Regions from separate parts of the Homo sapiens genome. Here region 1 is linked to region 2. The links are chromatin loops, found by intact Hi-C in ENCODE. Cell type or tissue: B cell. All regions are shown on one strand. Each heading gives the region's core, and the rest is flanking DNA. Links, peaks and the distances in the headings are about the cores only. Region 1 has its middle 27 kb from the start of FOXN3-AS1. Region 2 has its middle 77 kb from the start of FOXN3-AS1.

Region 1 (2,918 bases), core at 106-2,605, 50 kb after region 2:
CATCTTCCTTAAACTTGTGGTGAGACTTTGAATGAGTCAGAGGACCACGCTGAATTTCCTCCACACAGTGTGGGAGAGACCTCTGTGGCCTCCAGCCCAGGTTTTGAGATCTCAAACTCTGGTCTCTTCTGAGGACCCTGGGGGATTTTACGGCAGTGTGAAAAGGCCTGGAGTTTTCCCCAGGAGGCAGGACAGCAGCCAGGCTGCCTTGCTGAAGCCCTAATCCCTGGGCACTTTTGGTCTCCAGGGCCCAGGTCCTCCAGGAATCTGGTGATGTATTCAACTGGGGAAATGAAAAAGAGTTCCTGTATTAGCCATATGATAATTAAATTAAGGAAGTGCCTCTTGCCCAGCAAATAAAAACAAGGCATGATTGGTGTACCTGGCCTAACTTGCTTACCCAAATCTCACTGCACCCCAGGCAAACAAAATGACAGCAGCTCCATTGATTGAGCCTTACACAAGTGCCCAACACTGTACTTTGGGGACATTTTCCTAGTTAAGGGTCATGACACTGCTTGAAATAGGTAGTCACCATCCCCATTTTACAGATGGGGAACTCAAGTTCAGAAGTCGGGTATACCCGAGGATACTAGAGTAGCAGAGGCTGGAATTCAAACCCTAGTCTGCTTGCAAGCAACTTTTTTTTATTTTATTTTATTTTTGAGATTGGGTCTTGTTCTGCTTGTTCTGTCGCCTAGGTAGTCAGGAGTGCAGTGGCTCAATCATGGCCCACTTCAGCCTCAACCTCCTGGGCTCAAGCGATCTCCCATTTCAGCCTTCTGAGTAGCTGGGATCACAGGCATGTGCTACCATGTCCAGCTAATTTTTGTATTTTTTTTGTAGAGATGGGGTCTTGCTATGTTGCCCAGGCTGGTCTTGAACTCCTGGGCTCAACGGATACTGCTGCCTCGGCCTCCCAAAGTGCCGGGACTATAGGCGTGAGCCACTGCACCTGGCCTTGAAGCAACATTTTAAATCTCTGCTCTGAACTGCCTCCCAGACTAAGAAGCAAGTTCCACTGCAGCCATAAAAACAGATGTCTAAAGCTAGGGAATGTGTGATGGGTGTTGTAATCCATCAAGTGACAGAACATCGGGAAGCTGCGGAATATAGAGACTTAGGAAGGGCAAAATCTTATTTCTGATGAAACCTGATACAGAGAAAGCTACTTTAGCTGTTTTTCTGTGGGGTTGTAAATGATAAAATTGGGTTTTGACAGAGAGAGATACAGCCGCCTTCATGCTCACTATAATAACCGTTTCTCCTACTTGTGATTAGAAATCAAAGGCCAACTATTACACCTTATAAACCTATACCTCTTGAAAGAGTGATAACTTACACTAAGGCCTGACCTATGTTGTTTCTTTTTTTTTTTATGTGAAATATTTTACTTGCTGGGCTCCATTTTGCTTATTTAGCAGTGATTAACAGATAGTAAAACATATGAGATACTAGGGATACAGAGGAAAATATAAGTTAAAATAAAGAATTGGTTTCTTCCCCACCGCCCCCGCCCATCAAAAGAATGTTCCAGTATGACAGCTATTTCCTGTGTTTCAATTTCAATTCCTCTATATTTCAGTTTCTTCAGATTCATGTTATATAGTATGATCAGATTAATCTTCTAAAATACCACTTTCATAATGCCATCTCCACCTCTCTCTCCCATCTTCTCTGGAACATTTAATGGCTCCCCATTGTCTAGGATAAAATACAAACTTATGGGTTTAGATTTCGGATTTCTTCATAGTCTGCTTCCAAGTATGCTTTTTTTTTTTTTTTTTTTTTTGACAGAGTTTCATTCTTGTTGCCCAGGCTGGAATGCAATGGCATGATCTTGGCTCACTGCAACCTCCACCTCCTGGGTTCAAGCAATTCTCCTGCCTCAGCCTCCTGAGTAGCTGGGATTACAGGCATGCACCACCATGCCTAGCTAATTTTGTATTTTTAGTAGAGACAGAGTTGCTCCATGTTGGTCAGGCTGGTCTTGAACTCCCGACCTCAGGTGACCCGCCCACCTTGGCCTCCCAAAGTGCTGGGATTACAGGCATGAGCCACTGCGCCCGGCCCCAACTTTACCTTTGCAACCATCTTTCCTGACAGTCCCATGAGGGACTCCTACTCAGATGAATTGGTCCATTTCTTGGTTCTCTGAATCTGCTCTTAGGTTTCCTCACTTTGAGCTTTTGTTTTACTGTGCCTGCCAGTAAAGAACACGGTAGAATATTCTCCCCTCCCCTTTCCTTTCTCTGAAGTTCTGCCCTTCCTCCCAGGCACTATTTGTATTTTTCCTTTTTTGAAAAACCAAAACATTCCTTGAATATCTCAGCCTGTGGTGATGAGCTCAGTTTCCCTTATCACATATTGTCTTTAACTGAAGTCCCATGTCCTGGAGGGCTACAACCAGCTCAGTGCCCTGCCTGTCCCAGGGGCTCCATAAACACCAATGAAAACAATATGCACAGTACAGCTGGCTAAAAAGGAACACTTTTTGTGCCAGCCATAAAATATGGCTATACCAAGGGAGGACCTCTTTCCCTTCAGAAAACAAATAGCCAGTTTTCCCTGTTGCACGTTTAAAATGCATATTCTGTGGTATTAGCTAATTATTTGTCATGCAGTTACCACTCATGACTAGTCCTGTTTTATGAATGAAATGGAAGCAGAGAGATGAAAATACTGGCATGACCTCACCAGTATTTTACTTGCTGGGCTCCATTTTGCTTATTTGCAATTTGCTGAGCCGTTGGCAGAAACAGCACTTGAACCCAAGTTTCCTTCTGCTATTGTTATCCTCTCTCCTTTAGAGCAGGTGTTGGCAAACCTTTTCTGTAAAGGGCCAGAGAATAAATAGTTCAGGCTTGCAGGCTATATGGTCTCTGTTGCAACTGTAGTATTCTGGCACTGTAGTGTGA
Region 2 (2,918 bases), core at 200-2,699:
CTCCTGACCTCATGATCCACCCGCTTCAGCCTCCTAAAGTGCTGGGATTACAGGCAGCCAACTGCATTGTGAGCATGCTTAGGAGCAGCACGGCCCCTATAGAGAACATCGGATCAGGTGACCTAAGCAAGGTCTGACACTTACCTTGTGGCCTAGGACCAGTTGCTGATTTTTGGAGCCTCAGTGTATCTTCTGTGAAATGAGATTGGTGATACCTACCAAGTTAATTCGTGGAACTCTCATGAGAGTCAAATGAAATAACCTATGTCAAAATGCTTTGTGATACTAGAGGAATGTAAGGGCATTGATAATGGCAGAGATTTGAACTTGAAGCAAATAAGAGGCAGAAATGTAAAGTTAATGGAAGGGACTGCAGTTTTCATTGCTGTGGTTCTGCCTCTGAAGTTTATGAGTACTGGTTGTGATTAGTTAAAGGGTAATCCTTACCTGCCCTGCTAATACTTGAAGACTAGGTTTTCTACTGGACCCTAACATCTTTTTGAGATTGCTTTTAAAAAGTGATGAATTTCTTTAACCAGTAAGGTGTGTATATATCCATTTTCTGTTCTGCTTTATTTTAGGAATGAATTTATTATTATTATCATAGTAAATAGCCAAGCATGATTCAATTTAGGAAAATAACAGGAAAAGTTTGCTCATCTTTTCTAGGCTAATTTTGCCATAATCCCCACAAATAAAGTAGTGGTTTCTTTAAAATATGCCAGTTCAGGGTCACAGAGCTGCACTTTTAAAGCCTACAAGTGATTATTTAGTGCGAAAATTGTATTCAAGTGAAACACATCAGCATGCAAATCTAAAACGTGGCCATTTTCATCTAGATTGAATATTATTAACCAGCCCAAGGGATATGATGTAATTAAGATTTTGAACAGCTTACTTTTGTCTACCGTGATGAATATTACCCCAATATTTAAAGCGGCTTACCAGTTGAATAATGAGAAGGTGGCCCAGTGCACCAATAACCATACATTTTGGCTTTTAGGTGCAGTGAATGAGTTTGACTTTTCTTCACAGGTCCAAGCATTGATAAGGACAGAGATATGAACTTGAAGCAAAAAAGAGAATGTTCAAATTCCAGGAAAATCACAATTCCTTTCTGAATAATGGCAGATTTCCATGTCATTGCCTACTCACTCATTTTAATACCTTCTTGCATGGGTTTAGGAATAAAGACCAAGTGGGGACAGATGAATCCCTTGTTAAGGGTTTATGCTTTTGCCTAATTAAAACTATTGGGTTTATAGCCTGCTAATGCAGCTCTACTTGGAAGGGAGAACAACTCTTAGCTTGGATCCACTTCAGAAAGTTTGCAAGGCCTCCCTCTGCCTTTCAGAGAACTGAGAAGGTACATTTCTGATAGCATCTTTCTTCTGGTGCCATTCCAGGATAACTGTTCTTAGGGGAGACAAGATGCTCACCTTTTCTGTCCTTCCCACACCATTTTAAAAGAAAGACAAAGTTCTTTATTTCTCCCAGGAGAAGTTCAGGAAAGGATCCATTGCAGAGCTGCACCACCTTAAGCAGACAGCCCAGCCGGCAGGCTAGGTTGGTACCACGGCTCATTTCAGCCATCCGTATTTTCAGGTGTACCATATGTATTTAGTACATCATTTGATAATGCTAAAAAAATATTAAAGCAGTGTGAGACTAAAGGAGAAAGAAGATGAATGTTAGCATTCCCCTGGGGTTCATGGGTGAAGGAATTAACACAGCGTGGCACTCTACCCTAGCTGTGTTTGTTTCCATGGCAACAGCTACGTACATGTTTCAGACTATCTACAGTGACACAGTTGCAGAAATAGTAGCTTGCAGGTTTCTGATATCGCATCAGTGGACAGGCGGCATGCACTATATTAAGTAAGTGTAAAAGAATTTAAAATATAGCTCTGGATTCAGATGTGTATTAGCTCAACTGAACGATGTGTCGGGGGTTGCGGCATTCCCCTTCTGCACGATGGCAAAATCTGGGCAAAGTTGAAAGTTGCAAGATTCCAGTCAAACAATTGTCCTTGCTTGGGTAAATATCCTCAAATGAAAAAAAATGTGAGTTACAAAGGTAAGAAAATGGCCTTGGCAGATGACATATCAAAGAAGGATATTGTTAATGAAGCTATTTTTTTTTTTTTTGGAGGGGGGTAGAGATGGATAAGAAATGAAAGCTTTGGTTGGAAATAGCTGAGTCTTAAAGCAAATCGAATGTGCAACAGAATCTTTTTAACAGCTGCTGAGTTTATGGCAACTAAGGTCTTTGAATGTATCACTGTAGAAATTGCTTTTATATCAGAATGATCAGGTGAGGAGCAGAGAGGTTGATTAGGTGTGCGGTTAAGGGGAAATCGGGGCTCCATTGTCTTTTCTGAAAGCTTATGTAAATATCTCATTCTCTCCAAGCTGACCCTGGTTTGTCTTTGACATTTGCTGCTACTTTTTAGTACCATTTGCTGGTATCTGTGTTGATCTCATGCTGCCACATTGTAACCTTATATGACTTCAGTGTTGGTTACAGAGCAACCAAGTAAAGATGATAGACTTTGTAAGTGTGTGACTTTGCAACCAAATTGTGCAGTAATTTCGGAGGAGTGTTCAAATGAGTATTTATTTGCCTGCTAGACCCCTACTTTTGAATAGCAGCCTAGGTATTAGGTTAATGGATTTCAATGTGCACGTTATGATTGTGGGAGCTTTCAAGTATGTTGTAGTGCAATTTACACTGAGTTTTTAATGTCAAAAAATTTTTTTATTTATGCCCATTATTCGATTTAAGCCTGCATTTACCTCATAGTTTTATTATTCGTGTATCAGTGAAGAGAATGTAAAATGGCATGGTAATTTAAGCTAATCTATTCATTTGAAGAAGGTTAGTTTTCCGACCATAGGTGGACTTTTAGAAAAAGCGA

Evidence for each region. A loop is a pair of places that touch in the nucleus more often than their neighbours do. Peaks named below come from ENCODE experiments on the same cell type or tissue, not always from the same donor. Only the 100,000 strongest peaks of a DNase experiment are listed, where the experiment ranks them.
Region 1: it touches region 2 in a loop (5-fold over the local background); 4 of 110 quality-filtered maps call a loop at or near these places.

Annotation. Positions count from the first base shown.
Region 1 is chr14:89,442,882-89,445,799 of GRCh38, reverse strand. It overlaps a transcript of FOXN3 not described here. Among named protein-coding and RNA genes, the nearest start is that of FOXN3-AS1, 27 kb to the right of the region's middle. In B cell, for the core only: no CTCF peak of the experiment used is centred there; DNase peaks (open chromatin) are centred at 139, 369 and 1,559; H3K4me3 peaks cover 1,400 bases; H3K27ac peaks cover 2,500 bases.
Region 2 is chr14:89,493,090-89,496,007 of GRCh38, reverse strand. It overlaps a transcript of FOXN3 not described here. Among named protein-coding and RNA genes, the nearest start is that of FOXN3-AS1, 77 kb to the right of the region's middle. In B cell, for the core only: no CTCF peak of the experiment used is centred there; a DNase peak (open chromatin) is centred at 1,747; H3K4me3 peaks cover 885 bases; H3K27ac peaks cover 2,128 bases.